Linked DNA regions of Homo sapiens: region 2 is linked to region 1. A link is a loop called in an ENCODE intact Hi-C map of the cell type or tissue named here. Cell type or tissue: Calu3. All regions are shown on one strand. Links, peaks and the distances in the headings refer to the core of each region. The heading gives the core; the rest is flanking DNA. Region 1 has its middle 120 kb from the start of ADGRL2. Region 2 has its middle 70 kb from the start of ADGRL2.

The links. A loop is a pair of places that touch in the nucleus more often than their neighbours do. Peaks named below come from ENCODE experiments on the same cell type or tissue, not always from the same donor. Only the 100,000 strongest peaks of a DNase experiment are listed, where the experiment ranks them.
Region 2: a loop joins it to region 1, with 4 times the contacts of the local background. A loop is called at or near these places in 1 of 110 quality-filtered maps.

The regions. Positions count from the first base shown.
Region 1 is chr1:81,680,564-81,684,967 of GRCh38, reverse strand. It overlaps a transcript of ADGRL2 not described here. Among named protein-coding and RNA genes, the nearest start is that of ADGRL2, 120 kb to the left of the region's middle. RefSeq lists an enhancer at 2,119-2,687. In Calu3, for the core only: no CTCF peak of the experiment used is centred there; DNase peaks (open chromatin) are centred at 2,377 and 3,247.
Region 2 is chr1:81,728,886-81,733,289 of GRCh38, reverse strand. It overlaps a transcript of ADGRL2 not described here. Among named protein-coding and RNA genes, the nearest start is that of ADGRL2, 70 kb to the left of the region's middle. In Calu3, for the core only: no CTCF peak of the experiment used is centred there; no DNase peak of the experiment used is centred there.

The sequences.
Region 1 (4,404 bases), core at 319-4,318:
TCAGAAATAAACCCAAATACTTACAGCCAACTGATCTTCAACAAAGCAAACAAAAACATAAAATGGGAGAAAGGACACCCTTTTCAACAAATGGTGCTGGGATTATAATTGGCTAGCCACATGTAGGAGAATGAAACTGGATCCTCATCTCTTACCTTATACAAATATCAACTCAAGATGGATTGAAGACTTAAACCTAAGACCTGAAACTATAAAAATTCTAGAAGGTAACATTGGGAAAACCCTTCTAGACATTAGCTTAGGCAAGGATTTAATGACCAAGAACTCAAAAGCAAATGCAATAAAGAAAGCTAAATAGCTGGGACCTAATTCAACGAAAGAGCTTTTGCATGGCAAAAGGAACAGTTGACAGAGTAAACAGACAACCCACAGAGTGGGAGAAAATCTTCACGATCTATATGTCTGACAAATGACTAATATCCAGAATCTACAATGAACTCAAACAAGTCAGTAAGAGAAAAACAAACCATCCCATCAAAAAGCAGGCTAAGGACATGAATAGACAATTCTCAAAAGAAGATATACAAACGGTGAACAAACATAGAAAAAACGCTCAACATCACTAATAATCAGGGAAATGCAAATCAAAACCACAATGTGATACCACCTTACTCCCACAAGAATGGCCATAATAAAAAAATTAAAAAACAGTAGATGTTGATGTGGATACGGTGATCAGGGAACACTTCTACACTGCTGGTGGGAATGTAAACTAGTACAGCCACTGTGGAAAACAGAGTGGAGATTCCTTAAAGAACTGAAAGTAGAACTACCATTTGATTCAGCAATCCCACTACTGGGTATCTACCCAGAGGAAAAGAAGTCATTATTTGGCCGGGCGCAGTGGCTCACGCCTGTAATCCCAGCACTTCGGGAGGCTGAGGCAGGCGGATCACGAGGTCAGGAGTTCGAGACCAGCCTGACCAACATGGTGAAACCTCATCTCTACTAAAAATAAAAAAATGAGCCGGGCATGGTGGCGTGCGCCTGTAATCCAAGCTACTCAGGAGGCTGAGGCAGGAGAATCGCTTGAACTTGGGAGGCGGAGGTTGCAGCGAGCCGAGATTGCGCCACTGCACTCCAGCCTGGGTGACAGAGCGAGACTCCATCTCAAAAGAAAAAAAAAAGAACTCATTATTCAAAAAAGACACTTGCACAAGCGTGTTTATAGCAGCACAATTCACAATTGCAAAACGTGGAACCAACCCCAATGCCCATCGGTCAATGAATGGATAAAGAAACTGTGATATATATATATACATACGTACATACATACACACACACACACACATAATGGAATACTACGCAGCCATAAAAGGAATTAATTAACAGTATTTGCAGTGACCTGGATGAGATTGGAGACTATTATCCTAAGTGAAGTAACTCAGGAATGGAAAATCAAACATCGTATGTTCTCACTGATGTGTGGGAGCTAAGCTATGAGGACGCAAAGGCATAACAATGATGATGGACTTTGGAGATTTGGGGGGAAGAGTGGGAGGGAGGCAAGGGATAAAAGACTACAAATATGGTGCAGTGTATACTGCTCGGTTGATGGATGCACCAAAATCTCACAAATCACCACTAAAGAACTTACTCATGAAACCAAATATCACCTGTACCCCAATAACTTATGGAAAAAAAATAGTATTTGAAAACATTCTGTATAAGGCAATGGTGCTTAATATTTTGGGGTTTAAAAATACTTCTAGAAATCCAAAGACAGCTATGGACTCTTTTCTGAGAAATATGCACATTCATGTCTATTCAGAAAACAAAACCCATTTTCTTTTCTTTATTTACTTTTTATTTTTGAGATAGAGTCTCATTCTGTCACCCAGGCTGCAGTGCAGTGGCACTATCTCAGCTTAGTGCAACCTCCTTCACCCTGGTTCAGACGATTCTCCTACCTCAGCCTCCTGAGTAGCTGGGATTACAGGTGCCTGCCACCATGCCCAGCTAATCTTTGTATTTTTAGTAGAGACAGGGGTTTCACCATTTTGGCCAGGCTGGTCTCGAGCACCTGACCTCAGGTGATCCACCCGCCTCGGCCTCCCAAAGTGCTGGGATTACAGGCGTGAGCCACTGCGCCCGGCCCAAAACAACCCTTTTTCACGAACATTCTAAAGCACTTTCATGGACAAACCTGTATACCAGGTTAAGAACTTCCATAAAGGCAAAGCCCTTGAATGGTGACCTTCAAGGTCCAGAAGAGGGCTTTTAAGAAAAGGTTTATTTTAAGGTTCAGAACAATAGACTCCTATATAGCGTTATCACACATTCCATCCATTCCAAGAGACTGAATTGAAAGAAACAAATATGCACATGGAGCTGCCCCCTCTCTGTGGAGGTAATGGAATTTTCATGCACACACCACAGGGTAGAAGAATTCAAAGGCGCTTGTTTAAGCCAGATGACATGCAGCCACGTTATGGCCAGACCACACTAGCCTCACATCCAAAGAGACACACACAGTAGGTTCACTGCAGTGAAGCATATGAAACATAGTAGAGGTATGGAGTTTGTGCCTTTGAAGCTTAACGTCAATCTTAAGATAGTTCCTAAACAAATGAAAAAAGAAATTACTGTCATTAATCACTCTCTGATTCTTAACAATATTTTTTTCCTCAGTCCTAAAATTTAAGCCGATTACCAGCCATTCCCTGAGATTCAAAGGCCAGGGAAGAACTTGCATGAGAAAACAATGTGTATGCATCTCAGTTGTCTTTTCTGACCCCTCATCTCCTCTCTTTCCAGCAACAGCTTCCTTCCTGTAATACTTTCCTTCTTGCAATGGCAAAGAAAAAGAAAAATACACACACACACACACACACACACACACATATATATGTATATATATGGAACTTTCTAACTGAGCCAACTTCAAATTGCCAAACCAAAATCTGGAAGGTTGCTTTTTAAAATGCTTTTGTAGCCAAACAGATGTATTTCTAAATTTTACTTCATTCACTGGCTTCTCCCCACTATATTTAGGATTCATTGCTCATTTTCTTATCATTTTCCATTTCATTGCTTTTGTTTCACATTCAAGTAACTGTAGGTCAAATGTACTCCAGACTATTCTGTTAAAGACGTGTTAAAATCAAATAGAAACTGCATGATTAACGATATGAATCATCCATTTTATAAAAAAACAAGAAAGTAAACAAGTGCTTGGCAAAGCCCCACCTGCTTTGCTGCTGTTGCGGTGCTATGCATATGGTGAGGAAAACAATTCCCCCTTCTCAAGGCTGAACTAAAATTAGGCTCCACCTGCAAGATGTTAATGAAAACTTACACAGCTGCATTCCAGAAACAAGTTACACAGATTGCTTTTGGAAAGCTCTGTGTAAAAGCAAACTTGTTAGCTCTTTGCCTAGTTCCCAAACTGTAGTATTAATTTTAATGTCAATTATTAGCACAATAACCAACTGATAAGTAACCTCAAAATAGATCTGATACATCCGATAGGAAATACACCGGGACTTTATCCACACATATTGCTGAGTTTAACCCTTTACTCACACATGCATTCTTCCTGTCTCTTCTTTGGCACTGGCTTTCAAACAGAAGACAGGAGAACATGTGAAGTCACTGGAATGGGTCCCAAACAGTTCCAGTTCACATGGAGGCTCCCCTTATCCACATGCTGCTTACTGGCAAGAAGAATGAGAAGCACATGCTTCCTTTGCCCTCCATCCCTTCTGCAGGTTCTCAAGCTTTCTTTGGTAAAGACTCAAATAGGAACCAAATTACATCAGACTCACATCCACCTTTCTCTTACAGATTTAAGATATAGAGGCAGCTGGTGAATTCTTACCAGAGCAAGCAGTCTCTCTGCTTCATTTCCAGGTCAAGTCTTCACAGCTCTGTTCTATAGGCCAAAGGGCTCATTCTTGATCCTCATTACTTTCCTAGGTCTTACTATAGTGCTTATCCTTGGAGGGAAGATGTATTATAGTTTAATTATTTAGTAAACTATGTGTGTCAAAAAATTCAAGAAGCTGCCATTGGGGGATGGAGGATCTCTGCCTTTTAAAAATCCCAGCCTTGAAAAAAATTCCTTTTCATCACTTCCTTTACTTGTAATTTCTTTAGTTTTATCAAGGAGCAGGAAATGCATGCAGTTGTTCTGAGTTGATCTATGTTCCCAACATTGCAGGTGTCATTGTATAGATTCTTAATATTTTCATACTTGCCCCTTCTTTAAGGCTCTGATACAATTTAAAAAAAATTTTTTTTCTGAAAGTCAAATAGGCTGAATTGGATCTCGAGCGGCAAAGTCAATTTCTGTTAGAGATTAAATAATGGAGAAAACAGCAATGCTAACAAGTAGAAGAAGGCTGCCTTTCATTACCCCATCTGATTTCATTAGCCTAATTC
Region 2 (4,404 bases), core at 173-4,172, 48 kb before region 1:
CAAACTAATACGACACATACAATTAATGATTGGTCTGCTTTCTTTAGTTTCTTTAGGTTTCTCTGGACAGCAGCTTATACATTGAAGCTGACTCTTCACAATGTGGTAATGAACCCTTGGTTGCAGTGACCTTACAATGTCAAGGGAGCTCAGATACTACCTCATGCATCAGCCAGTATCACCTTTTGCAGCAAACTTTTGTTTGATTGTCTTGCTGAAGTAAGTAAATTATAGTGAATATAGTCAAGTAGCTTGATAAATGCAATTCTACAGTATCTCAGATCATCATAGTGAATATTATGGATATCGTAAAACATAGAAGGCATAGAGGATTTAGATTAAGAGTATTTGAAATTTCTTCAAAATAAAAACCCTTATCATAAGCTTGTTTTGTTATGGTCTTTCTTTTTTTTAAAGTTAAATGTAAAAAAATTGGTCAATTGACAATTCTGCCTAGGAAAATCAAATAAAAGTCTTAAGACATATATATGGTATTCCATCCATTTCAACATAGCCATTGTGATTTGAAGACAAATGTTAGGTCACTTAGTCTACTATCCTCCACTGGCAAATTCTAAAAGCTAGTTTTCATGAGCATGAAACTTTGCATCTTTTTATTTATGGGCTTCAAAAAACCCTTAAACTCCTAAGTGTTATCTTCTTAAACTAGTTTATGATTTTCACAGCTGCTATTTCAGTTTGTTGTTTTATTGCTTTTGTAAAGAGCTCTGAGATTTTTATGAAGGTGCTAGGCTTATAGTGTATGTTTAATCACCATTTCAGTAATCATTATCTTTGTCATTTAAAACAGTACCTCTGTAAGGCTGTGCTGGCATTAAATAATATACATAAGCAATTAACAGTAAATATTAATAATGATATTGGTAAACTCTAAGACATAAAGGAAGAACAATAGAGTTTAAAAAGCATATGTAGTTCTCTCAAGCTTTTCTCTGACAAGTATAATTTCAAATATATTTATTGTTGAGATATGTAGCTGATGTATTTCTTACAGCTGGAATACCTAGAGATTTTACAGCAATACATCAACTAGTGCACTAGGGGTGGATCTCACATTGTACTCTCTTAACAATAGTTGGCAGCAGGTAACATTCCTTTCTTCTGTGTCTACTCTGACCTGCTCCAAGGTCAAGATAATGAATATGTGATCACTACTCACTTCCCTTTGAAAATATATGGATTTCTCACAGTTATCTACCTGTCCCTTGACTGTGTTAACAGCAATAAGTAGGTTACAGAGAAAAGAAAAAGGGACAGGGACTAGTGATACTCTAGTCTCTGTGGATAGCGAGAGCATTGGAACAATGTTTGGATAGCATAATGGGTCAAGTGCCTTGAACAGATTGTCTTGGTCCAGATTATCAACCCTATAGCTGAGTCTCTCTCTTTTTCTGATGTATCTCAAGTGCTTAGCACAGTGCCAGGAGCACAGGAGTTGATCAATCAATAATCTTTAATGGGTAAATTAATGAATTAACAAACCGCAAAGTGCACTGCCACTCTTCTTTGGGAAGAATTTGTTAGTTGCTTAGTCAACAGTGATAAATGGTACTGAACACTGTCTGGCAAAATTTAAAAAAACAAACAGGCCATGTTGCATCAGGCTGAAGCAAAGCATTATCAAGACGTAGAGAGCAGCAAGCACATACACACATCTGTGAAATACGGAAGTAACTGCAATTACCAAAAAAGAAAATTTGCAAAGCATAAAGCAGTTCAAACTGAATATATAATAAGCATGATATATATGCTGCAAAAAAAAAAGATGATAGAACATTTGAAATCTTAGGGAGTCTCTAGAGGAAGTGCAAAGTCATGGCATTTATTCTGAAAAGTTCTTGAAGGAAATCAGTTTTGAATCAGATTTTGAAGAAGGTGAGAGTTCTCATTTGGTATAGGTAAGTACAAAATTGATAGATTAGAAAGCCAGTGTAGGAATTTAAAAAGCCTAATGGAATTAAGGGGAAAAAAAGTAGGTGGGAAAAAAATTTTAATGAACTCAAGTAACATAGAAACACTTAAAATAGGAAAACCTAACATAGTATATGCACAAATGTTCTAAGAATGTATTAAACATAATACACTGGTTCATTTCTGTAAATAATATCCTTAGACCCTAGCAGGAGGGAGGCTAGCTCAGACAATGGCTTCCTGACGTCAAATTATTGTGCTTGCCTACACAGCCTAGTTAATAATCTTTCAAAATGTAACCACCTGTGAGTGAGATGTTGAGGAAGTAATAAATAAACTATTTTACTGCACCTCAGAGAAATATATTCATAATTTTACCATATCTGAATCATGGGAGGGTAATTGTGATACCTTAGACATGGCATCCTATAAAATTACAGGTTTTGTCTGTGTATATTAGCTAAAGTAGATAATCAGGTTGATCAATAATGTTAAGTAAAGAATGAAACAACAAAAAACTTCTTCAATTATCTGAATTATTAAGGTAAGAGTGAATTTTATAACAAGTATATTTTCTGGATCAGTGGTTCTCTACTTGTTTGAAGCACTGAGGACTATTTTTTTTTTTTCTTTTTGAGATGGAGTCTCACTCTGCCGCCCAGGCTGGAGTGCAGTGGCACAATCTCGGTTCACTGCAGCTTCTGCCTCCCAGGTTCAAGCAATTCTCGTGCCTCAGCCTCCTAAGTAGCTGGGATTATAAGCATGTACCACCACACCCGGCTAAGTTTTGTAATTTTAGTAGAGATGGGGTTTCACCATGTTGGCTAGGCTGGTCGCGAACTCCTGACCTCAAGTGATCCACTCACCTCGGCCTCCCTAGAGATTACAGGCATAAGCCACTGTGCCCGGCCCTGCACTAAGCACTATCTGTTGACTGAATAAATAGCATGCTTTACACTTATTTCTTTGAATAAATGTGTTATTATAATTAGTAAATTTAAATTTTATTTCCAAAGATTTCTAACCTCAAATATAGGACAAGTGGCCACCTCTATAGGAATGGGAGCAATTTTCAGAGAAAAGGGGTAAAAAGGGTTAAGGCAATATGTAAAACATCTAAAATGGTATTTGTTACAATGTGCCTGGTGTTGGCCATTGTATATGTGTTTAATAAAAGTGGAATTCTTCAAGGATGTTTTCTGGTATAACACAGGTTTTCTAACTGAAAGAAGTTAGGGACCACCGAGCTAGACAATTGCTTAGATCTGTGCTGACAGTTGTGCCTTCCTAGGATCACTGGATTAAAGAGCATCTTAGCAGCTTTGACATCTTTGTCTGTCTTAGTGATTGATGCTCATCACAGTGGTCTGAACCATGGTGAAACTATCTCTATCAGTCATTAAGGAAGGCTGTCATGTCATGCATATTGCCACAATTTGAGGATATATCTGAATAGGAGAAGTAATGAAACTGCAAGATGACCAATCCCGTAAATTTAGCCATGTGTCATATATTGCAAGACCCAGAGTATATGGCCAGAATGATATTAATGATGGAGATGGCTTGATTTAAATAGTTTATTGTTCATACGTGTAACTTAAATGTAATTTATTTTCTTTTTCCTCAAAAATCACCCTAGTTACAACTGGAAAGATTAACTGTCAGAAATCAGTTAAATGAGAAATAGAAAATGATTTAATTCATTCCATAATAGACTTGAATTGCAATGGAATTGAAGGGGGAAAATATAAAATTATGAAATGCAAAGAAAATGAAAAAGATGGAAAAAATATGTACATCATTAAATCACTAGTTTCAATGAATCATTTTGCTTAGTATAGACAGCACAGTTGGGTTATCTCAAAAATGCTTGAAATGTGGCATTGCAAGAGGTAGTTCTTTTCATTTATTTAATTTTGCAAAGTCAGGTAATTTTGAGAAAAACAGTACTGCAAGAAAGTACTAAAATTGCAAGATACAGCAGCTCAGTTAAAAATAACTAGAAATAAGAACCCATACTTAGTAGAACAAAAAATAAACTTTAGAAAATTGTTTTTGTGGAATCAAAGATCTCTGACAGGGACAAATGGCAAAACACTTAAGTTGAAAAATAAATACAGCGAAGCTTAGCAATAGAATTAAAACTAGATTTTTAGAAACTGCTGATTATCATAAAAGACTTTTAAATGATGGCTGGAAGATTATTTAAATTGTATACTCAAGTTAGATTAATAAATTATTATATAATAATATAATAAATATTATATAATAATTCTTCCTATATTTGTATCCTAGCATCTAACAAGTGCAGGCACATTGTGACATATGCCTTTTGGGATGTTTATCAGATCTAACCCCTCTTCTTTAACTACTCCCATATCAATAGGGCATCTTTGCTCCCATATTTGAAGTAGGGGATCCTTCCCTAGGGTCATAGCAGATTGGGCTGGAGAAGAAGGACAGTTACCTCCC